2 separate regions of the Mus musculus genome follow, and region 1 is linked to region 2. A link is a loop called in an ENCODE intact Hi-C map of the cell type or tissue named here. Cell type or tissue: heart. All regions are shown on one strand. Links, peaks and the distances in the headings refer to the core of each region. The heading gives the core; the rest is flanking DNA.

Evidence for each region. Peaks named below come from ENCODE experiments on the same cell type or tissue, not always from the same donor. Only the 100,000 strongest peaks of a DNase experiment are listed, where the experiment ranks them.
Region 1: it touches region 2 in a loop (2.6-fold over the local background); 15 of 42 quality-filtered maps call a loop at or near these places.

The regions. Positions count from the first base shown.
Region 1 is chr16:4,554,251-4,566,807 of GRCm38, reverse strand. Tfap4 (transcription factor AP4) reads left to right here and starts at 7,088. Exons shown (of 7, transcript NM_031182.2): 1 at 7,088-7,380. The coding sequence starts at 7,292. In heart, for the core only: CTCF peaks have their summits at 5,834, 6,057 (motif pointing left), 6,934 and 10,397 (motif pointing right); DNase peaks (open chromatin) are centred at 6,187, 6,447, 6,937, 8,117 and 2 weaker places; H3K4me3 peaks cover 4,508 bases; H3K27ac peaks cover 4,482 bases.
Region 2 is chr16:4,674,681-4,687,237 of GRCm38, reverse strand. It overlaps Coro7 (coronin 7), which reads left to right and starts at 7,518. Exons shown (of 28, transcript NM_030205.4): 1 at 7,518-7,686; 2 at 10,206-10,302; 3 at 11,401-11,475. The coding sequence starts at 7,627. It overlaps Dnaja3 (DnaJ heat shock protein family (Hsp40) member A3), which reads right to left and starts at 3,168. Exons shown (of 11, transcript NM_001135112.1): 1 at 2,894-3,168; 2 at 1. The coding sequence starts at 3,104. In heart, for the core only: no CTCF peak of the experiment used is centred there; DNase peaks (open chromatin) are centred at 3,137, 7,447 and 7,997; H3K4me3 peaks cover 2,970 bases; H3K27ac peaks cover 2,752 bases.

The sequences.
Region 1 (12,557 bases), core at 2,914-10,913, 120 kb after region 2:
ATGATCAGTCAGGAAGCTTTTCTTTTTTCCTTTCTTTAAAATTTTACTTATTTTTATTTTATGTCCATTGGTGTTTTGCCTGCAAGCAAGTCTGTGTGAGAGTGTCTGGCTCCCTGGTACGGGAATTACAGACAGGTGTGTGTTGTAGATAGCCCCGGGGCTAATTATATTTGATGCTAATTCTGTTCTCCTGTGAGAGGCTTTGAACAAGAACCCGGAATGTGTGGGCACTCTGGTGATTTTCTGTAAACCTGCTTCCCACCTTAATTTGTGAAATAAAGGAGAGCTGCAGATTGGGCCAGATAAAAGGGAAGGTGGAGCAGAAGGTGGGGGAGAGAAGACAAAATGGGAGAGGATGCAGAGGAGGAGGAGGAGGGAGGAAGAAGAAGAGGAGGAGGAAGAAGAGGAAGAGGAGGGAGAGGAGGAGCAAGCAGAAGCACATGGCCTGGAGAAACCACAAGTTATAAGACAGACATAGATGTATAGATGTGGAAGATGGTAGTGTAGCGGTACATCTGCCCAATCTAGGTGCACAGCATGTAATCATATTCATTGAGTTGTGTTTTCATTGCCGGGGCATATTTGGACTGGAGGTTTACCGAACAGGTCTGAGTGTCACGTGGGTGCTGGGAATAGAACCCAGGTCCTCTGGAAGAGCAGCCAGTGCTCTTAACTGCTGAGCCATCTCCCCAGACCAGGTAGTTTTTCTATACCTGCCAAAGGAACATACTGCCCAGTGGACAATGTCCTTCTGCATCAATCAAGAAAATGACACACAAACATGTCTACAGGCAATGATTAAGATGATCTCCCAATAGACAACTCAGACAGCATCAAGTTGACAGATGACACTATCTGTGGGACTGGGGTCTTCCCATATCAATTACTGGAATCAAGACAATGCCACAAGGACATGCGTGCTGGCCAACCTACTAGACAATGCCTCACTAAGACTCCCTTCCCAGGTAATTCTAGATTGTGTCAAGATAACAATTAAAATTAAACATTACAGATCCATCTCCAGCTTGCTGTGTGTCCTTAGAATATCTCTTAATTTGTTGTTTTGTTTTTATGTCCCCACTCTGTGTAACATGTAACATGTAGTATCTATGTTTCCCTCACGGCTGCTGCTGCTTTTGTGAAACAGGATCTCAGTATGTCTAGGCTGTCCCAGAATTCAAGATCCAAACCACCTGTCTTAGCCTCTCAGGTACGGGGACCTCAGGTGTGTGCTATTATGTCTAGCTTCTCCTCTCATTTTAATTCCTTAGGCCAATGTAGGTAGACTGTGATTCTGACTTCTGTGACTGGTGACCTTGGAGAGGTCATTTGGTGGGTCCTGCATAAGCAGGGTTCCTCCAGGTGTTTGGAGAAGAGGAAGCAATCAAGACAAAGCAGGAGAAGGCTTGAGTTGGGCACAGGGGTGTGCGCCTGTAGGTTTAGCCACTTGGGAGAGAGGCAGAAGGGCCATGTGAGTCCAGAAAGAACAATGCCTGGGGAACTTAATGCCAGCTTTAAAGAGAGAAGACAGAGACACGAGGATACAGAGAAGGAGAGGCCACACTGAGGGATTGTGGCTTGCAGGGAGGGGGCCATGCCATAAGGACTTGAAGAGGTGGGAGTGGTCCCTACAGGAGTCATTGAGATAGGGGGTAACCTTAGCTATCTAGCCAAAAGCAAGAATTCTGCAGACAACAACCAGAGGGCCTAGAGGAGCATGCCAAACCTCAGAGGAACGCAGGTGGATTTCATCCACCAAGGCTCCAAGCTCAGGGTCCAGCTTAGTCACATGGCCTGCATTTGTGACCTAAAGTGTGCCATAATAAAAAAAAAATATGATCTGTTGTAGCACATGAAAATGATGAAATTCTACTAATATTACTGATTGTTGTGTAATAGTTTACTCCAAGATTCAAACATTCTATCCAGCAGAGACGCTTCTTATGCAGGAGGGGAAACAAAAGTTTCACAAAGTCCCTGAAACTGATCAGATTTATTATACCCTGTCTGGCCAGAGTAAGCAATAAAAATGGAGAGTCTCTTTTAGGATAGCAGAGCCAAGCTGCAGTGAAGACTCTAAGACCAGACCAGCTACCTGGGAGCAGCAGAAACCAGGGGAGCTGCCTGGAAGAGGTTTATATCAAAATCACTTAGGACATTTGCAACCTGTTGGGCTGCCTGCAGGCTGTACAGTGTGCTCCATATATCTCAGGTTTTGTGAGCTGTCACCTATGCTGGGATGGGCTTTGGTGATGCAGCTGTCTTCGAGTCATTTCTACTCTTGTAAGTGACTCTTCACCCATATTAAGGAACCCCAGTTAAACTCATTGGTTCACCAAGTACCAATTGGTGGTATCTATACTTTGGTCTGTTGTGGGGTCCCTATTTGGGGTGAGTAGATGCATATGTTGTGTCTCCTCAGGGAAAGTTTTGCCATATAACACTGTACACAGCTACTCATTTACTATAACTGACATGTGGGTATAGGGTTTTGTTTGTTTTTGAGACAGGATTTCATGTAGCTCATCCTGGTCACACTCAAAGAATGAACTTCTGATTTTCCTCTCTCCACCTTGGAGTGCTCGAACTAAAGGCATTGGCTTATTTGTCACTAGGGATAAAACCCAGGGCTTCATGCACACTAGGGAAGGATTGTACTGACCTACATCCCCAGCCCTGATACATGGGTACGATTTTAAGCTGCCAGCCTTGTGTAAATTTGTTATATAGCAACAGGAACTCAAAAGAACAGCATCCTAGACACCTGTAGGATGGCTGTTTAGAAACAGGGAAAATTATCCCTCCTCCACAGAGATAAGGATGTGGCCCAGTTACAAATCGAGGCCCAGGACTGCATAAAAAAATGAGAAAACATACAGGGGCTGGAGAGATGGCCCAGTGGCTAAGAGCTCTGACTGCTTTTCCAAAAGTCCTGAGTTCAATTCTCAGCACCCACATTCAATGGGTCACAATTGTCTGTAACCCCAGCTCCAAGTGATAAAACATCTCTGATCTCTGTTGGCATGGGAACACATGTACATCCCCTGACGCCCTGCATCAAACGGAGACATAAACATTGTAAAGAGAACTATAGCAGCTCCCCTTGCTTATGAACTCTTCCTCAGGAATTGTTTGTTTGTGACAAGGTCTCACATGGTAGCACAGGCTGGCCTTGAACTTGAGGGTTTTATCTGCCTCATCTTCTCAAGTGCTGTCATTTCAGCCCTGAGCCACTGCAATGAGCTTGATTGTAGGTTTTTTTGTTTTTTTGTTTGTTTGTTTGTTTGTTTCAAGACAAGGTTTCTCTTTATAACCCTGGCTGTCCTGGAACTCACTCTGTAGACCAGGCTGACCTCGAACTCACATTGACCCTCTGCCTCCGAAGTGCTGGGATTAAAGGTGTGTGCCACCAATACTGAGCTTTTTGTTTTTTCCCCTGTGCCCAAAGAGGCTGTAAGAGAGCACTGGATCTCCTGGAACTGGGCTTTGAGGTGGTTGTGAGCTGCTATGTGGGTGTCCACAATCCAACCTGGTTCCTCTGGAAGAGCAGCCATCGCTCTTAACCACTGGCCGTTTCTCCAGCACACACACTCCCCTTTTGAGACAAAGGCTCACTAAGAAATGTTGCCTGGCCTGGAACTTGTTATTAGATCAAGCTGTCTGAAAACTCATAGAACTTTGTCGAGTTCTGCCTCTAGGATGTGAGATTCAAACTGTGAGCCATCACTGCTGCTGGCATTATTTTTAATCATGTGTGTCTGAGCACTTGTGTATCTGCATGTATATGTGCGTGCCTGTATACATGTGTGTCTGCACATGTGTGTGGCACCAGAGGCAGCCAGAAGGGGGCATTAAATTTCCTCCAGGTGGAATTACAGGTGACTATGAGCCAGCTGATAAAGATGCTGGGAATAGAACTCTGGTCCTTTGGCAAGCCAGCAAGTGTTCTTAACTGCCCAGCCATCTCTCTTTGGATGTGAGGTTTTAAATGTCAACATTTCAAAGTACTTCAAGAATGAGAGTCCTCGTGGGTCTGCCACATCCCTTCCCTGTATCATGTCATCTCTTTTGGAAGGAAGGGGCCAAAGACACTCACACTCTGTACTCTGGATCAGGTTAAGGTCACAGCTAATCAAGGATAACCACAGGGGTAATGCTCAGAGGGGTACATAAACGTCTAAATAAGACCCCGATTGTGGGAAGCCATTGTAGAGTGGCAGTTGCAGAGTGGCAGTTGGCTACTGCTGGCCACCACACATACATAGGCAGTAAAGGTTCTTTTGCCAAGATGAGGTTTTGAGAATTAACCAAAGTTAACCAATCAGATGAGAGAGAACGCCTCTCCTAGGCCTATATAAGCAGCACCAGTTCTGGGCTTGGGGTCACTTTGCCTCTGCAATCAAGCTCTCCCAATAAACATGTGTGGAAGGATCCTGTTGCAGCGTCGTTCTTCCTGGCCAGTTGGGCGCACGCAAGACCCTATTATAAAGCTGTGTGAGGGGGGCTAGTGAGATGGCTCAGTGGATAGGAACACCAGACTGCTCTTCCGAAGGTCCAGAGTTCAAATCCCAGCAAACCACATGGTGGCTCACAGCCATCCTTAACGAGATCTGACTCCCTTTTCTGGAGTGTCTTAAGATAGCTACAGTGTACTTACATATAATCAATAAATAAATCTTTTTAAAAAAGCTGTGTGAGGCTGTGTGTGGTAGGATTTAAAAATCTCTGGTGGTACACACCTAATACCCCAGCACTTGGGAGGAGGTGTTTGAGGCCAGCCTGGGGTACAGGAGACTCTTATCTCAAAAAACAAAAACCAAGGGCTGCAGAGATGGTTCAGCATCCAGCACTGGCTGCTCTTCCAGAGGAGCTGGGTTCAATTTCCAGCACCAACATGGTGCTCACAACCATCTTTAACTCCAGTCCTAGGGGATCAGATGCCCTCTTCAGATGCCTTAGAGAGCACCAGGTTTATACCTGATGTACAGAGACACCCACAGGTGAAACAATCATACACACACATACACACATCTGTGCAGTGGTGGCTCCTTTAATTCCAGAGGAAGCAGGGGGTGGGGGGAGGAATCTCAGTGAGTTCTGTGACAGTCAGGGCTATATAGTGAAACCCAGTCTGGGGGTGGAGGTGGGGTGAAATTGCCTTTTTTCATATTCTTTACTTCCTTTAAACTTTTAAAAATTAATTTCTAAGTATGTATGTATGTATGCTAAAGTGCACATGCCAAGGTCAGGAGAGAATTTGTGGAAGCTGGTTCTCTCTTTATACCACGGGGATTCTGGGAATAAAAACCAGGTCATCAGGCTTGCAGGCCAACATCTTTACCTATAAAGCCATTTCACCTGCCTTCCTGATTTTTTCTTCTCCCATTTCTTTGTCTTTTTTTTTTTTTTTTTTTTCCCCGAGACAGGGTTTCTCTGTATAGCCCTGGCTGTCCTGGAACTCACTTTGTAGACCAGGCTGGCCTCGAACTCAGTAATCCACCTGCCTCTGCCTCCCAAGTGCTGGGATTAAAGGCATGCGCTACCACCGCCTTGCTTCTTTGTCTTTTTTAGAGGCACGATCGTATCTTCGATCTCCAAGCGCTAGAATTCTGGATTACAGGTGTGCAACTGCACAGCCCAGCCGGCTAGGAAGTGCTGCTTTTCAAGTTACGTGTCCCTGGGATTAGATGCTAATTGATCTGGCATCTACAGTTAGAGATCAGGTTGGTAATATTGAACAATGTTTTCTAATAATACCCAACAATTGTTATAAATAGAAGTATTTCAACTAAGAGGCTCGATTTGGGTGGAACCTTGGAAGGCAGCGAATGGGTCTGGGAAAGGCGCTGAGCTGGAGCGAGGACATTCCGAGGCAGGCGTGGGCTTCCTGAGCCTGGGGCCAAGCCCTCCAGGAGTCTGGGGAGGGCCGGGACCGGAAGGTGGGGGCGTGTCAGAGGACGGAAGCTCACCCCTAAAACGTCCCCTCCCTTGCCCCAGACCACCACTCCCCCCCCATTGTAGAGCGCGCCCTCTGGCGGTGGAGCAAGTTTTATCCCGCCTTCCCCATGAATGAGAAGCTGCAGCCCGCTGCGCGCGAAGTCGGAAAGTAAGGTAGTGAAAGAGGCAAGACAGGACCTGGCAGCCACCACCAGACCTCTAATGGATATTCGGACCGCGCTGGCAGCCTGCCTCAGGGCCGCTGCTGTTCTGGCTTGCCTCCGCCCTTCCCTTCCTTCCCACTTGCTCTCTCTTCCTATGGCAGCCCCAAACATCCGAGGTACCTTGCGCACCTGCCTGTACCCTTCGCAATCTAATTTCCTAGCACCAGTCAGAGTTTGGGCCAGGCAGCCACCTGGGTAAAGACGGAGGGAGGAGGCTGGCGGGTGGTCAGAGTCAGCCCCAAGTTACTTGTGGGAAACAGTGGCTATGACGCAAGTTTCCAGGGGGCCCGGGTCGGCTCGAAAGGGAGCGCGCCAGAGTGGCTCTGCTCCGCTCCGTGCAGTGGCAATTATGAAAATGCAAAAGCCTGAAGCACACACCCAAAAGAGCCTTCCCTTTGCTGCTGCAGCCCCGCCCAGCGCGTCCTCCAGGATAGCGGTGCGCAAAGACCCCGCACTGGGCAGTCCTCACCGGACCCTGGACTGCACAGACTGGGATCCCGTGCGGTGGGGCTGGCCTTTTTTTTTTTTTTTTTTTTTTTTTTTTTCTTTTTAGCTACGCTTGCCAACCTGTCAGCTGATGGACCTCATCACCCATAGTGGCGCATGTAGCTGGGCCGCTGTTCACTCCATTCACATCGTGTCCCCCCACAGCCAGCTGTCGACCCCTGATTCCTGATCCCAGGGTTAAGTCTGCAGACCCATGTAGTAGTCGGTCCCAAGGAGCTTGCGCCCTTCTCGCCCCAGCATCCAGTCGCCCTGGGGGGGGCGCTGCAAATAGTCCTTTGTTTACATGCAATTCCTTACTCCGCGGAAGGAGGCCGGGGAGTGCTGAGTTTTCACCAGCTGTTTCCCGCCTTGAAACAGACATCTGATCAGCTGCAAACACACACACACACACACACACACACACACACACACATACACACGCCCGGGGAGGCAGGCTGGAGAGACCTCCCGCCCGCCCCTCCCGCCCGCCTCCCTCCCCTCGCCGCTGCTGCTGCTGCCGCCAGCATCTGGGACCGGCCGATTCTGCACCTCCGTCCGGCGCTGCCCTTTGATTCGGATTTCCATCTTGCATTCTCCGGCTGACCGCGAGACCTGGCTCGTGCACAGGAGGGGGGCCTATCGCTATGGAGTATTTCATGGTGCCCACTCAGAAGGTGCCCTCTTTGCAACATTTCAGGAAAACAGAGAAAGAAGTGATAGGAGGGCTCTGTAGGTGTGTACTGCTCCTCCCCCCAACCCCTTCTTCCCATTGCAGCCCCCGGCCAGCCCGCCCGGGCGGGTGCGCGTGTGCGCACGCATGGCTCGCGCCTCCGAGCTCGCTCGCCTTTCTTAGCTACTGGGTCCGCTGCAGTCTCTGGAACCCTGCTTGCGTTGCCTAGGGACCCTCTTCCCTTGGAACGTGGGGACCCCGAGAGGTTCTGTCCACTTTTGTCCGCTGCAGGCGGGCGAGTCGCGACGTTTGTAAATTGCAAACAGACCCACGTGGTGCTGCAGCAGTCCCGGCCATGCTTGCTGCTGGTGGCTTTCACCCAGCGCTTCCTCCTCCCCCCGCCAGCTTTGGCTTCCTTCCTTTTCCTTGCTTACTCGCGCTTTCTGGGAACCCTCTTCTAAGGAGGTCGTTTTGGGGGGGGCCCGGAGTGTGCGAGAGGACAGCTACAATGCTGCCATGCCGCGGTTCCAGGCTGCGGGGAGGGGGGGCGGGGAGCCGGGTGGTGTGAACGTTTGCAGAGAACAGGGCTGCAGCAGGGTTGGGGGCGTGCTCGCTCGAGGTTGCGAGGCGTACGTGGACCTTTAGTGGCCATGCTTCAAGCAGGGAAGTTGCGGTCCCCCACACGTTGGCAGTCACTAGTCGCACGTTCTCCGCCCGCGCTCGGGTGCTGTTTACTAGCGAGGCCTGGACGTGACTCTGCAGCCCTCTTGGAGTAGGCGGGCCTCTGCGCGCACGACCTCACGGGAGCTGTAGTTCTCTATGCCGGGTCGGTGCTGCATTGTGGGACTTGTAGGCGCTTCGGGGCCACGCTTTACTTGCACAAAGCTCGGCCGTAACCAACTAGGTGGGCTAAGCAGGCCAGGTGGGGAGGCCTTTTGATGAGGGTGCGTCTTAGGTTGCTTCAGGGCTCTAGTCTACTTCCTGTTGCATATGGGTCTGCAAACTTTGCTGTCCCACTTCTGTTCCTCAGTCATAAATGCAAAGCGTTGAATCTCCTGGTCGGGTGGGTGGTCGGAGGTCTCTCTTGAGATACCCCTTAGTGAGCTTGATCCTACCTAGGTTGCCCCAGATCCACTCGCTACTAAATCGCGATTGACCAGTGGCCGAATCTCTCTTAAACTCTTGTTAAATCGTCATGTCTGAGATTTCTATTGCCGGCCCTGGTATCTGCTCATTGAACCCTACAAGCCGGCTGGGTCCGGGCGGGGATGGTGGTGGTGCACGCAAGGAGAGGTTTCTCCAGCGCGCTTAAGTTTGAAACCGACGATCTCTTTCCTGCCTGCCGTGCTACTCTAGGAGCGTAATGGCTCCCCAGGGCTGGGGCCACGTGCTCCGACACCCCAGCCAGGCAGGGCTGGGGCTGGAGGAGGAGGAGCCCGCTGAGTGGCATAGGCTGGTTGGTAGACAGCAACGCCTGTGGGGCAGGTTGCTGCATAGGTATAAAATCCAGGTAGGGATCCCACTTTACTTTCAAGTTGAGAGCCAATACCTAGGGCCTGTTGGTGGGTCTAGCAGCTGGCAGCCCCCTCTAATCCCCCCCCCCCCAGCTGGCACTAAGATACGGTTCACCTGAGGGCCCAGCAGGTACAAAACAGCAGTAACTAAACTCTTGGACACTAAATATTCTGGGGACCTACTTGCTAGAATTTTCTCTTCGAATCACTACAATCTTGCTGTGAGTCCATTTGTTTTCTGATTTCTTTGTAAAGCTGGAGAAGCTTTATAAAGCTAAGAAGGCACCAGTTAGAGCAGATATTCAGCTGGACTCGATTCCTAAGTTTGCTGTTGTGCTGGCTCCTCTGAGCTGGCTTGGGGAGTGGGGAGTGAAGCCTGATTAGCTCCATATTCTGGAGAGGTCATTCTGGTGCTGGTCCTGCATTGGCTTTGACAGTAGGAACCTCTGGTTGCTATGCCTAAGCCTTTCGGTACTCTTGTCTTCACTCGGTCCCTTTCTCCAGACCTGTGTTGCTGGAGGGCAGTAGACCTGCCCCGCCCCCAGGAACATAGGGTGTTTTCAGGTCTAGTAATTGAGGCACCACAACCTGCCTACAGGCACACAGGTCCTTAGCCTGTCTTGCTTACAAGGAGACAGTTGTACACTGGGCATGGAGGAACATAGCCTCTAGGCCTGTTCATTTTCAGCTGGAGCAACAGCTGGGAGATCTGTCCTGGATGGAGTGTGGGCTGGGCAGGAGCTTATGGTGGATGGACTCTGGTTTGTTTCAGACTGTGGACTTTGCTCCACCCCTCCCTGTTTAGCTGGGTTCTCTCTTGTTTGACTCCTATGCCTTCTGGGCCAACCAGAAGGAGCCATAGGGCAGTGTGGCACACTTTGATGTTTTGCTTGACGTTTTGGACCTTCTGCCTAATGGTTCTGTGAGACTTGGATATAGGCAGTGCCTAGAAAGTGAGATCCAGACTCTAAAGAGCAGGCGCATGGTAATGTCCAGTGGCTGTGTGTGTGTGTGTGTGTGTGTGTGTGTGTGCAAGTGTGCGCATGTGCATAGGTGACTTCCTCAGCTGCTCCCTGGTATGGTGAGGAGGTTTATTGTAGAGCCGGGAAGAAAGCAGTCAGAGGGCTTTGGAACATGGCCATGAGAGGAGAGTGAGTGGGGGAGAGCAAGAGGTGAGAGAAAGAGCAGAGAGAGTTCCAGGGAACCCAGCGGCTAAGAGGGAAAGAAGCCAGTAGCCAAAGTGCCTGAGGTTGTTATATAGGGATTGGAGGCTGGGGGAAGGGAAGCCCATTCCAGTCCCTGGGCTGGAAGAGTTTAGGGTAGGAAATGGGGTGTGCCAGCCATTACTCTGTAACAGGTACTGAGAGGCGCTGGGAGAGCCAGTATCCGCTTTGATAGGTAGGCACTTCGGCCATTTGTCCTGAGTTTGAGATATAACATTCTTCCACCTTATTTATTTACTTATATTTTTATTTAATTTTTTTAAACCTCAGGTTTTTAAATGTGTGTGGGTATTTTGCCTGTATGCATATCTGTGTAGCACATGTGTGCCCTGCCCTCAGTGGCCAGAAGAGGTCATCAGATCCCTGGAGTAGTGTGCTGTGTGGGTGCTGGGAACTGAACTTGGGTCCTCTGGAGTAGAAGTCAGTTCTCTCAGCTTTTTAACTGCTCTCAACCATCTCTTCAGACAAGATGGACATCCCAGGCTGCCTTCAAACTTGCCATACTTTTTCCTCTTTAGCATCTCCTGGTGAAAAATACCACAGCTAGCATCTCCTCCTTGTTTTTTAGACCTAGGCCTAAACAAATAAGGTTAGGGAATGTTAGGTTTCAAGACCTCATCTTTTCAGAAGGTGCTCACCACTGCGTCTATGCTGGCTGGCTCCAGAGATCCACCTGTCTCTGCATCCTCTCCTCTCCCCTTCACCCCGACCCCCAGCACCAGAGTTTTGAGGTAACAGATGCACTGTGCCCAGCCTTTATGTGGATGCAGTAGATCTGAATTCGGGTACCCATGGTTATGTGGCTGAATCATCTCCTTAGCCCCCTGTGACCCCCCTAAAAGATAGGCTCTTATTTAGTCCAGGCTGGCCTCCAGCTTGCTTTGTAAGTTAAGATGACCTTGAACTCCCAATCTTGCTGCTTTCCACCAAGTGCTGGAGCTTCAAGCATGTACAGTCACCCTGTGCTGTCACCCTGGGTATCTTACAAACTCTGTAAAAGTTCCTTTAAGGGCTGGCAAGATGGCTCAGTAGATAAGGTCCAAGTCCCTGTGAACAAGCTGAATTATCTGAGTTTAACCCCTGTGTCTTGTAGGTAGATCTCTATGAGCTCAAGGCCAGCCTGGTCTACATAGCAAAAGTTCCAGGACAGCCCGGGCTACACTGATGGTAATTCATGGCTAGTCACACTACCCACTAGGGCACCCATTAGCTTACCTGCATTCTACCAGGGACCAGCATGTAGTCTCTTAATTCTGTTGGCAGGAGATCGCTAAGCTGTTAGATGAGCAACTGAGGCAAACCCAAGTTCCCTTGCAGAATTGTAGCTTTGTAAGGACAGTCTATTTTAACAACTAGGTCCAGAGTTGACCATGTTAACCAGCAGTTGGCTCCTAAGCACAGAGGCTGGGTGGAACACTTGGAAAAGTCAGGCTAGGGGCCTGCTCACTCTCTTGAGACCCAAGGTCTCTACAATCCGGGAGTTCTGTGTTGGAACCTTTCAGAGCTGGGGCTCTGCTTTGGGCTCCCCAGATAGTGCATGACTTGGAGGATGAGGAGAGAGCTGAAGTTAGCTCTCAGGCCGCAGTTCCCTTTCAAGGGTAGCTGAGTTAGTGGGAACTGTAGGTGTGACCTCTAGGGCTGTGCTTACAGTCACAGCCACTTAGTTGTTCAGCCTTTGGTTGTGTGTGAGCCTTAATAGAGGGCACAGCCATTGGGATCTCACCTTGTAGGAGTTGGCTCTGCCCTGCTCTGTCTGTCTGCATAGCACTTGGAAGGCTGAGGCAGGAGGAGTGCCATGAGGCCAACCTGGGCTATAAGAGTAAAACTTTTGTCTTAAAGAAGAGCAGCAACAACAAAATGAATTGGCCCAGCAACTCCAGGGTGCCTGACCCTCCAAGTTGTCACCACAGCTGGTGTGTGGAGTATGGTATAGATAGAGCCTGTTCTGCTCTACGTTGGGGACCCAATGCCACCTTTTACTATAGCAGGTCCCTCTCCCCCTTTTACCTGGGGATCAAGTGTTCTTAGCTGGGGAGCCATCTCTCCAGGCCTATTTGTTGGTTCTTTCAAGCAGCAGGTTCTTGTTTTGTAGGTTGTCCTTGAACTAAGGTTCCTCTTGCCTCAGTCTGTGTTGGGATTAAAGGTGCTTGCCACCATGTCTAGCTCCCCACCCGTTTTTTAATATAGTGGTAGTTCTGGAGATTGAATCTAGAACATGCTCAGCTGAACTGCAGATTTAGCCCTGGTATATTTAAAAAATATACTTCTGTATTCTGTGGCTCTTTAGATAGGGTAGCTCTTGGGGTAGCCTGAGGGTGGCTACAAGGCTTTTGCTTGAGACCCAGTCTTAGGTCAGTTTTACACTTTGGGGCATAACAAGCAGGGCCCAGAGACTGGGTGAGTTGTTGGGAAGACTCCCACAGCAATCCTAGGGTTAGGGTAGGGATTATAATCACTGGGTAGCTTGCTCTCTGTTACTTCTCTATGTATGTATGTATGCGTG
Region 2 (12,557 bases), core at 2,975-10,974:
CCTGGAAATGAAACAAGAAAGTAAGTTAGTCTGGGAGTTTATCCAACAAGAAGAAATTATAAATAAGTGACCAGCTACGAAATATCTGTAAAAAAGCAAACAAGCCCCAGCTATAGGGCCTATTCCCACTGAGTACACTAGAGGCCAAACTCAATGTTCTTCAAATGTGGGCAAAGCTCAGGGACATAGTTCAGTAGGTACACTGCTTACCAGGTATGCACAAGGCCCTGAATTTGATTCCCTGAACTGAACAAACCCAGCATAATCCTAACATGAGGAAAAGGATGCAGAGGATCAAAAGTTCAAGCTCCATTCATAGCTACACAGGAAGTTCTAGGCCAGTCTGGAACATAGAACACCCTGTTTCCAAAGTAAAAACAAAAACAGCCGGGCGTGGTGGTGCACACCTTTAATCCCAGCACTCGGGAGGCAGAGGCAGGCGGATTTCTGAGTTCGAGGCCAGCCTGGTCTACAGAGTGAGTTCCAGGACAGCCAGGGCTATACAGAGAAAAACCCTGTCTCGAAAAAACAAAAAAACAAAAAACAAAAACAAAAACAAACAAACAATCAGCCAGAGAAGTTGAAAGTATATAGACTCTATAGGTGGAACAACAATATGAACTAACCAGTACCCCAGAGCTCTTGACTCTAGCTGCATATGTATCAAAAGATGGCCTAGTCGGTCATCACTGGAAAGAGAGGCCCACTGGACATGCAAACTTTATATGCCCCAGTACAGGGGAACGCCAGGGCCAAAAAGGGGGAGTGGATGGGTAGGGGAGTGGGGGGGGTGGGTATGGGGGACTTTTGGGATAGCATTAGAAATGTAAATGAGGAAAATACCTAATTAAAATAAAATAAAATAAAAAGTATATAGAAAGGAATTAAAAAAAAAAAAGAATGAGCAGGAATAATCAGAATGAGATTGTGATTGACTCTTCAGTCACTCCCGGAGAAGACATTAGACCTCGATACTTGGTGATCCTATATTGGATCTCTTTACTTGCTACCTGCCTGGCTGTATTCCTGTACTCCTCACTCCTTCCATTATCAGGAGCATGAGTCTATTAGTGGCAAAAGTTTGTCAGCTGTACCAGCTTCTACGACATCAGCAGACAGCTCAAGGAAACTGTGAATAACCACAGGTAACTATTACACAGCGGATGCTTTTTTCTATTCTAAAGGCCAATGATTAGCAACTACTAGGAAATATCTATTTTTTTTCTCTACAAAGTATGCCCAGCACATGTCTTGCTTTTTGAACCCAGAATAGGATTAGTCTTCATGTTGTTCTAAGAATGCCTAATCCAGTAGCTAATTGCTGATTTCTTTCTGGTTAGGAGATTTCTTTTTTATGATTTCTTTTTAGTTCATATGTTTCGGTATTTTGACTGAATGTATGTCTGTGAAGAGGTGTCAGATCCCCTGGAACTACAGCCACAGTCAGCTGAGAGCTACCATATGAGTGCTGGGAATTGAAATTGAACCTGGGTCCTCTAGAAAAGCCGTCAGCGTTCTGAACAGCTGAGCCATCTCTCCAGCCCCTGTTTGGGACTTGAGGAATGATCACAGACTAAAGTTTGGGGCCAAACTGATGACCTTAGATGTGGTGTCAGGATACACCACTACAGGATGCCATGTCCACACATATTGTCACTTGAGATAAAATATGCCCACTGTAGCCTATGGGCTGACTTGAGGAAAGCCAACTGCAGTTCTTCAGTTATGCTTTCATACAGAAGTAATACTTAGTGCCTGTGTACATGCGCCTCCATATCTCTCTCACACAAGGATACATAATTTAAAAGCCACTCTAAGGCATGCATGAAGCCTTATGCTTGATCCCTAGAACTACCCAAAATAAAGTTCAGTGCTTGCTTCCTTCATTCTCACTGAAAATTAAGTGATAACACAGTATAAGGAACTATGATGACAGAAAGATGGCTCAGCAATTAAAAGCACATACTGCTCTTGTAGAGGACACAAGTTCAGTTCCTAGTCCCTAAGTCTAGCAGCTCATAATTACAGGGGATCAGATGCCTCTGGCCCCTTTGGGCACCTGTACTTAAGAGCACATACCCACACACAGACACACAGAACTCAAAATAACTTACAAAAATATTTTTTAAAGAGACAGACAAGATCGTGGCTAAAACACTTCAAGGCTTAATGCACACTAATTTGGCATCCCCTCCAGCTATAAGGAAGGTAGGTACCATACCAAGTCTACCAGTTTTTAGCTTTGTGACTTTTTCAAGTTTTTTAACATCTAAACCTGTTTCTCCATAAAATGGAATGGTTAACAATGCCTGTCACATTGAAACATTCTCCAAGGAGTGAAATCATACTTCCTACACAATGTTTAATAAATGTTAGACTCCATTATTACATTCACTGACTTAAGGATTCTAAAAGACTGATAAATGCCCTTCTATTACACCACGTGATATTTAGGATGAACGCTATGAAATGACAATTCATCACACTCTCTAACCTTAATGAGGGCAAGCACCTGCATCTCCCTTGATTTATGGGTGCCTAGCACTCACTAAATGGCAGTTACATCTTCCACTACAAGCTAGAGCGTGAAGAAAAAGAGAAGGGCTATGACAAGGGGGCAGCAGCCTGGACAGAGAGGTGAACTGTTGACAGAGGTGAAGGTTCATGGCGTTCGGAGCGTTTCAACACCTCCGGCTCCACGCAGCTCTTTCCCCTCGACGGCTTCTGGGTAGCCAGCACCTTGGCCTCTCTGCCTCCTGCTTGCCTGTGTCCCCAGAAATTCCTCTCTTGGGCCGGAAGACATCTCCATCCCGCTACCCTGGTCATCAGATGGAGCCGAATCGCCCTTTCTAATCCCAGGAGCCTCTACTCCAGAGCTGGAAGCCTCCCTCACCTGTGAGGCGGACACCGGGTCTCAATGTCAGCAGCGCCCGGGGGCCGTGAGCGCCCATGGAAAGCCCGAAGGCAGAGACGCACAGCTTGCGACACAGGGATGTTGCCACTACGCCCCCCTGGGGCTGCTGGACCCCTCTCCCCGCTGCAGCCGGCAGCCGGGGAGTCCCCACTGCCACCCTCAACCAGCGTGGGGAACACCACGCAGCCATTTTGGCCCGGGGACACTGCGCCTGCGCAGACCGTCACTGGCCCGCCTCGCCGGTCGCGTCTTCCGGAGGCGAGGCATCCGTAGCACGCAGAGCGTAAGCATTGCGCACGCGCCTCGGTCTCCGAACGGTAGAACCTAGGCCAACGTGTACAAGTGCTAGACTATGAGGATGTCAGTTTGTAACTTTTCCCTGTATTGGAATTTTGTGAGGTAGGAACGAATGCTGCACTTTACTTGTGAATGTTGTCGCTGAGTGCAGCAACCATAATCTAGCGAGCCTTGCCCTGGCAGGAACTACAAACCCCAGCAGACAACGCGGCGTCAGTATCAGATTCCGGTATACCCCGTGTGGATGCCCTCCCTTGACCCTGAAAATTACATCTTATTACATGTTCTCTCAGAAAGGCTCCACCCCGGTTGTTGGCTGCAGTTTTTCCGCGTCTGATTCCTTCCCAGCAGAACTTGAAACACTCAGGTCCGTCTTAAACACGTTAGCCTTCTCCAAACCTGTAGCGAAAATTCAATGAGCATTGTAAATGCCTATTATGTATTGTGCGCCTGCTGTTTGTTATCCATGTTCTAGAAAGAATGTTAGAGGAAACCCGCTCCAGGGGAGCAAACTCGCCTTACAGGGACAGACTTCTTATTAAGTAACAACGGTAAGTGCTATCAAAGGTGCACAGTTACAAGCATACCAGTGTACTCGATCTGTTTCTTATGATAAGTTTCTTACACGCATAAGGCTTGGCAGTGGGGGGTGGGGGTGGGCTGTTAAACTTTCTGAGTCATAATGTCCATAACTGAACTTTGATGAAAAGTGAATCGAGTACAGATGTAGTATTCCAAGTGACGAAAACACCAAAAGCTGCCAGACTAGATTGAGGTAGGATGATCAGGAGTTCAAGATCATTTTCAGCTATAGAGCAAATTCGAGATAGTCTGGGCTACATGAGACCCCCATCTTCGAGTTAGGCCCGAAGGAAAATCCAACTCCCCAAACTCCAAAAGGCAGTACAAATATCCAGAAATAAGACTCAACCTGGAGTACAGGATTTCTAGTGGTTAGATAAAAACCAGCAAGTCAGGCAATGGTTTCTCACAACTTTAATCCCAACACATGGGAGGTAGAGATAGGCAGATCTCTAAGATTGAGGCCAGCCTGGACTACAGAGCAAGTTCCAGGATAGTTGGGGCTACCTGGAGAAATCCTGTTTTTGAAAAAAAAAATTGTGAAGCTGGTTCCTATTATCAAAAGGAGTCATTTTCTTTATCCCTGGCTGAAGGGACACGTGGCTATCTGTGGTGACTATTAGCATACCAAAGCACATCAGGCCTTCAGGCTCCCTTGTACCAAAAGTACCTGTTTCAAATTTCAAAGTTCATGCTAGCATCCTAGCTCTTCTCACTTCTTCCCCAACTTCAAACTCTGCAGCTCATGGGTCCCACTTCCCCAAGCTTATAACCCTTCGATTCTCTTTCTTTCTCTTTCTCTTTCTCCCTCTCCCTCTCCCTCTCTCTCTCCTCAAATTACCAGGTCTAGCATACTATGGAACAGTCATGTCATCAGTTTATTACAAAAATTTTTTAAAAAAGCTATAAAAGCTGGTGTCTAAATGTGTAGAAGTATATGCTTAAACCTTAAATTTAGTATACATAACTGAAAATGAAGCCAGAAAGCTAGACTGGGGCTGGTTAGTTAGGAAAGTTACATTTTTCACCACCCTCCCAAATAAAAGGAAGAGAATCTGAGGGCTTATGAATGGGTTTAGGATGATCAGTCTACATTGACACCACACACACACACACATACACGTGCACAAGAGAGAGCACACTGGCACTTTCTACCCCCCAGTTTTGTACACAAAATGTGTGTGCATGTTACCCTGGATAGATATCCATAACCTTCACCAACCAAATTCTCAGTGGATTCTGAGACTCTTAAGGTCAAAAACTACCAATCAAGCAGAAAGTAGTTATGAAGCTAGTGTAAAGTGCAAGGGCAGCTGGAGAGCTTGTGCATGGGTGTCAGTGATGGGAACAAAGAGCATTTCAGTGAAACAAGGAGGAAGGCAAGGCGCAGGGAATGAGAGGGGACAGTTCTGTAATGCATCCAGCAGCAAATGCATTCAAATATCTCCAGCACAATGACTAAGACTATGAACTGAAAAACAAAAACAAAAAAACAAAAAACAACAGCAACAACAAAAAGTTGGAGCTCCTACTGCTCAAATCTCAGGCTCTGTTGTACACGCTATAGCAATGTCATTAATCTTATAGTGCCCAGGCTAGTCTCAAACTTGTGGGCTCAAGCCAGCCTCCCACTCACTCTTGAAAATTTCTAAGAATACAGATAGGCACCACTGAGCCCTGCAAGAATCATTTTTATTGGAGCTAGAGAGAAGGATCAGCAGGTAAGAGCTCTTGCTGTGCTTCCAGAGAACCTACCTTTGATAGTCTACCATAAGGAAACTTTGTCATAAGTTTCTGCTGTTACTAGGAAACTTTCTAATGCCAAGACTGATTACATATTCTCTTATGTTCTGTGTCCCTGGAAATCAATCACTATAGAAGTCGGTAGAACTGTTTTGTATAGTTACCCACAATAAGCTTGGACCTGAACCAACCACCCAGCAGCACTTCCTGCACCTGCGTATGAGCTTTTATGGTATAAGCTGCCCCTGAGATGGACTCCAACATAAGAGAGCACCTGCACCAATATAAGAAACTATTTGGAGTAAGACTTCCATTTAGAGTAGGAGTCTAGTAAAGTTTAAGTTCCCAAGACCTCCTTAGGAACTGACATCCTACTTGGCAGAAAAAGACATCCTGGTTAGCAAGTAAAGACATGAATGTTAGACAAAGCCCATCCTGGTTGACAAGTTAGGACATGAATATTATTAGACAAGGCAAGTCCCCTGCCTGCCACAGTTGACTACCCCAACCAATGGGAGCAGGATAAGTGTACAACAAAGACATGTTCCTAAGGAAATCTTCCTGTCTTTAAATCCCGATTGATGAAATAACTTGGCACAAATGTTTGTAGATCTTGGGCTTAAAAGCCCTGTAGGATCTTAGTTCAGGGTAGTGGCTCAGTTCTGAAATCCTGACCATGGCCCTGGTCGACCAATCCTGGAGCATATGATCAATAAACCATCCTGGTCTGACCGAGATCAATGTCTGTGTGATTTGTGAGGCAATTCCTGGACCCCAACATTGTGTGCACACAGATGAGTAGGCAGGGATAGACAGGTGAACAAAAGTAAATGTCCCAGCAGTCAAGAGTACTTGTTTCTCCTTATTTTCGAAGAAGACCCAAGTCTGATTCCCAGCACCCATGTGGCAGTTTAAGACACTTCACAAGGCCAGGGGATCCAACAAGTCTAACCAAGAGCAAGCATAATTACCCACTGAGCCATTTTCCCAACCCTGCCTTCTTTCTCCCTTTTCTTTTCTTTTCTTTCTTTTTTCTTTTTCTTTTTTTTCTTTTTGGGCAGGTTCTCACTATATAGTCCCGAACTATGTAAACCAAGCTGACCTTGAACTTCTGATCTTCCTCCTGAATGCTGGGACTATAGGACTATGTCACTGTGCTGGGGATGGCACCCAGGGCTTCATACATGCCTGGCAAACACTCTACCAACTGAGCTACAATCCACAGCTAAAATCATTTTTAAGGGAAAATTGATGCTCACAGATATTGAGAATAAAGCTATATATCACTTGGTCATTATCATCATACACTCTAGTATGAAAAAAATTGCATTATAAAATGTGTATTTTTGGCTGGGCAGTGATGGTGCACATCTTTAGTCCCAGGACTTGGGAGGAAGAGGCAGGGGGATTTCTGAGTTTGAGGCCAGCCTGGTCTACAGAGTGAATTCTAGGACAGCCAGGACTACACAGAGAAACCCTGTCTCAAAATAAATAAATAAATAAATAAACAAAAATAAAATAAAATAAAAATAAAACTCAAAACAAAGGGGTAGAAAGGGAGGGAAGGGGAGACAAGAGGTGGGAGGGAGGGAGGGAGAGAGAGAGAGATTGAGAGAGAGAAAGATTGAGTCTCAGTGGTTCTTATCTTTTATGGGTCGCGGGGATTATTCCCAGTTTTAGTCTAGTTAATTCTGTCCTGCTATTTCTCAGGTCATTGTAAAACCTCAGGGACCAGTATTGCAAGTCTAATCCTGCAGCAATTGAAGTGTGGTTCCTTCGGTAGGACAGCTGCGGCTCACATGACCTCCGACCAGTGCAGTAGTCCCCCAGGCATCAGGGCGTGACTTCTCAGGTCGTCCTGGCCTCTGAAGAAGGCGGGGCTGAAGGCCGTCGCGCTGAAGAAGGGTGACGTGGGGGCGTGCCTAGGCAGGCCGCAGGAGCTTCCGATTGGTTGTCATCAATAAGGGCGTGGCACCAGGCTGCAGGCTGCTGAGGCGGCAGGCTGCAAGAGTCCAGGGCGGCTTCTCTTCATTCACCTAGTACCTGACGACCCTCGTTCTCCAGCCTGAGCTTGCTCTGTCCCAGCTGCCATGAGTCGCTTCAAGGTGTCCAAGTTTCGGCATATGGAGGCCCGGCCGTCCCGCCGAGAGGTGAGCCCGGCCAGTGGACCCCACTCCCTGGCTTCTGGTCCCGGAGGACTGCCATTCCCAGTGCCTGCCTGTGCAGTGCACACTCTGGGTTGTGAAGACCCTCACCCCACCTCGCCCCATCTGTCCACCCGGAACTTCTCCCTTTAGATGAACCCTAGAGTTCAGGCCGCCCCTTCACTGCTCAGAGGACAGAGTCCGGAGGTCTGATGACGCGCCCTAGTAGTTGGGTGATCCCGGAGGTCGGCCTGGCCGGTTCGCCTCCCCCTGTTACCCCAGGAGGCCTCGCAGCACTCCCAGACGCGAACAGGCCTCTGTTTCCGGTCGGCCTTGCTGGGAACCTGGCTGGGAAACTGTCGACGCCGGTCTCCCCCTTCCAGCAGTCTAGGATCACCCCTGCTCCGGGCCGGCCGGGCTGTGGGAGAGATGCATCTCTTTCTTGTGGTCTCAGTGAGAGGGAAGGTATCATCTGGAGAGGGAGCCCCTGGGGCCAGGCAGGCTTCCTCCCTCGAGTTTCTGCCACTCTTCCTTGTCTACTGGTGCAAGCTCTTCCTTTACTGGGGTGATGATACTAGCGGTTGTTGGGGCCTGGAGAAGCCTAGAGCAGGTGGATCCCAGATGGAGTGTCAAGAAGGACACTCCACTCGGTGAGGCACTGGCCTTTCTCCCCCTGTGTTATTTGGACCTCTAGTGTCCCAAAGCAAGTTAGGACAACCGTGCTCCATTTTCATTCTCTGGACAGTTAGCCTTTCTGTACCTATTGTGTGCTGCTCAGCTCTCTAAAACAGTGAACATTGTGACATTTCCCCTTCTCTGTGGAACTTAACAGCCTCTGGTCAGCAAGCACAATATAAATCCACTGAAGAATCAGAACACCCGGGGGTATGTGGTGGGCTGTGATGTAAAGAAGTGAAGTAGAGTTGAACGTAATAGTATTGTGGAGGACAGTGCCCAGGTGGGTGGATTTCAACAGAGGCCAGAAGGGTGAGAAGAAAAAAAGCCAGTAAAGAAAAAGAAAGTGGCCGGGCGGTGGTGGTGCAGGCCTTTAATCCTAGCACTTGGCAGGCAGATTTCTGAGTTCGAGGCCAGCCTGGTCTACAGAGTGAGTTCCAGGGCAGCCAGGGCTACACAGAGAATCCCTGACTCGAAAAACCAAAAAAAGAAAAAAGAAAAAAAGAAAGTGAACCCAGGGTGGACAGAGGCCATTAGCCAGGCAAAGCTGGTGACAGATGAGTTACAGGGCAGCCCTTCAGAGGAAGAAGTTGAGTTTTGTTATGAGTATAGTATGGCGCCATTGAAAGCTTGAGAGGAAGTACACAGTGCTTAGATTTGGATGCAGACTATTACTAAGAGTGCAGTAATGATTAGTGGACGGATCTGGAGAGACCTTCAGGGCTCTGTGGCTTCTCTCTGTATGGACCTCCTTCTAGTAAGTTAATCAGACAGGCCCACAGAACCGGGGGCCTCAGGAGTGCTTGTTACTGAGGCAAGAAGGATTGCAGATCTGTGCTTTGACACCAACAGAGGGAATGGGGTCCTTGATCTCAGTTGCAGGGCGAGCGCTCTTCTTTCCCATATGCGGGGTGTCACCATTACTGCCTTCACTCATCCAGGGCGGAGCATGCTCTGAGGAAGCCAGATCTTTATCTTCTCCCTACTGAGTGTGATGTTCACAAGGGGCCGTGGGCCCTGGCTTCAGCAGAGTAGCCACAGGAGCACACCCATCTTCTGTTAGATGGTCACTTCCTTGCCACTTTCATACTCTTGTTTTTTTTTTTTTTTTTTTTTCTTTTTGAGGCAGGGTTTCTCTGTGTAGCCCTGGCTGTCCTGGAACTCACTCTGTAGACTAGGCTGGCCTCAAACTCAGAAATCCACCTGCCTCTGCCTCCCGAGTGCTGGGATTAAAGGCCTGCGCCACCACTGCCCAGCTCCTTCCCACTCTTTGAACTGAAATATTCCCCCCAGAGACACATGCATTTCCTCTGACAGCCGCCTCCTCATCCTTATTAGGGAACTGATTTGCTAAATAGAATCACCCTCTGAGCTAGTTAGATTATTTCAAGAACATTTGCTATTTTTTAAGGGACTGAGTGGGGGCAGACCAAAAAAAAAAAAAAAAATCCAAATATCTATCCCAAAAAATACTGCTCTAATGGTGCAGCTTTAAGGGCTGAAGAAACAACTTTATTAGTAACATATTTGCTATAATGCATGAAGACATAAGTTTGATGTCCAGAACCTAAGTGATGATGTATGCTTACAATCATCACACACCCACACAGACAAGAGGACGGCTGGAGCTCACTAACCAGCCAGCCTAGCAGAATTTGTGAGTTCTAGATTCAGGGAAAGACCCTGTCTCAAAAAACAAAGTGGGTGATTTGCGTGGATGACACCAGACACACACACACATACACACACACACACACACACACACACACACACACAGTTTCCTGCATTATGGCCCTGTCTATGGCCCTGAGGAGAGACCTGACACTAACCATGTTATTCTTCATTTGCAGGCCTGGATCAGTGATATTCGTGCTGTAACCACCCCCACATGCGGGAACCACATCAAATCAAGCTGCAGCTTGATCGCTTTCAACTCTGACCGCCCAGGTAGGGAGGTAGACATAGAAGAAAAGGTTCAGACATTATCATCATAGATAGGGTCAGGAAAAGGGCAAACTCCATTCATAGTGGGGAGTTGGAATGGAGTGGGCTGTGGGGAGGGGCAGGCCTTAGACCCCTATACACTGGTCAACATATAGCAGTCAGATCTTGCTTATATGTAAACTATGGTGGTGGTTCTAGCCAGGGAGGAAAGAAAATGGTATTTCTGTTTTCAGCCATCCCCACAGACAATCCCCCTCCTTGTATTGGACCTTGGGCTGGGATTGATCACAATGAAGATTTGAAAAGTCCTTGTACAGTGTTGTGTTGCTATCTCTGCACTCCAGGAGGCTGAATCTGGAAGAGTTTGAGATGCAAGCCAGCCTGAGCTACTCAGACCCCATCTCAAAGAAAACAAAAAACAGAAAAAAAAAAAAAAGAAAAAAACCCCAAAAACCAAAAACTTAAAAAAACAAAACAAAACAAAAAAACCAAAATGAGTTTTTGTGTGGTTGAATTCCCTTGGCTGCTTGTGACAACATCGATAGACCAAGCTAGCACAGATAAATGCCTCTTTCCTCACCAGGGACTCTAGGCAGAGTTGGAGCCAAAGCTGCTCAAGTTCTCTCCACTTGCACTCTCTAACCCCACCCCCATCCTATTGCTTTCCGATAGCATCTCACTTTATAGCCCAAGATGGCCTCCAACTTGCAGGATTCCTCTAGCCCTGTCTCCCAGGGGCTGTGACTATAGGTGTAAACCACCTCACCTGTTCCCAGTTTTCTCTTGGTCCCTCAACCCTGCTGCCTTGAGGTGCTGACTTCCTTCTCTGGTGAGGATGGTGGGAGTGCCAGCTGATAGCCCAAAGCTGACCTCGTCCATGGTCTGTGTGAGAAAAAGAGCACCTCCTTTTCTAGTGTTCTATACATTCAGTGCAGATGGTTCAAGCTGGGGAAGACCCTAGATCCCTTCAGTGTCAGGAAAAAAAGGGACAACTGGGAGAGGCTTTCAGGAGGTCACATGGCTTGGGGTCTGGAGTCCTTTGAAGGGAGATAAGTGGCCACCATTAAGCTCAAAGTGAGAACCTCTGTGTTTGTTTAACAGGTGTATTGGGTGTCATATCTCTGGAAGGCCATGAGGAAAACAAGAGGCATGTGACCTACCTTGGCTGTCATTCAGGTGAGTGATGCCTGAGTCAGGAAACCTGTGACCAGGGATTCATTCTTGGTCCTGTCGCCTATGGCTTCTTGTTCTCACTGTATGTTCTGCAAAGTCCTTGGGGGGTCAGAAGGCTGCATCTGGTTTGGAACTCTGGCCTGCAGAAAGGAAGGTAGATGTTCCAGTCCATCGGGGTGGCAGAAGGAAGTCCTGGGCCCCTGGATTTCCTTCCTGAGGACCAGACACACACCCTTATGGCTCTCAGCCCTACATATTCTCTGGAGTCTAGCAGGGCACCTCTCATTTCTAAGCCCAGCCATGCTGCTAAAAGCCACTCCAGGGAGTGGCTATGCTGAGCTGCAGGGTGGAGATGAACCCTTACAAAGGACTTTTGTCTGCTGCAGCTGATTCTGGGGGTCCTCAGCAGCCTGTGTGGCAGAATGCCCACTTTGGGGAACATTTATTATACTCTAGGCATTGGCCTAGTCGGCTTAGTCTCCATAGCTGTGGTTTCTATGAGCTAGATCTCTTATTAAAGACCTGGGGTAAAGGAAGAGGATAAATTCTTACTCCTTAGGTAGGGTGGTTTGAGGGAGATCTGAAAGTAGGGTTCTGCTCATTGTCAGAGTTCTGATGATGATCATTAGGTTGTTAACAACAAAAGCCAAGATTTATGTAGAGTATGCCGAACGTCTTCTAATCTAAATGTGCTTGTTTCTTGTTTTACAAGATACGGTTTTTCTGGGTAGCCCTGGCTGTCTTGGAACTTGCTTTGTAGACCAGGCTGGCTTTGAACTCAGAAATCCCCCTGCCTCTCCAGAGCTCTCAAGTGCTGGAACTAAAGGTGTGCACCAATATGCCTAGCCCAATCTAAATTTTGTATAAATTTCTTTATGTATGAGTGTTTTACCTGCATGTATGTCTGTGTATAACATGCATGCCGGTGCCAAGGAGGCCAGGAGAAGGCTGGGGTTGGTGTTACAGATGGCTGTGAGTGCCATGTGGACTGGGACTGAATCTGGGTCCTCTGAGAGAGCAACCAGTACTCTTAACTACTGAACCATCTCTCTAGCCCGCTAATCCAAATTTTGAAAAAGAGTTTT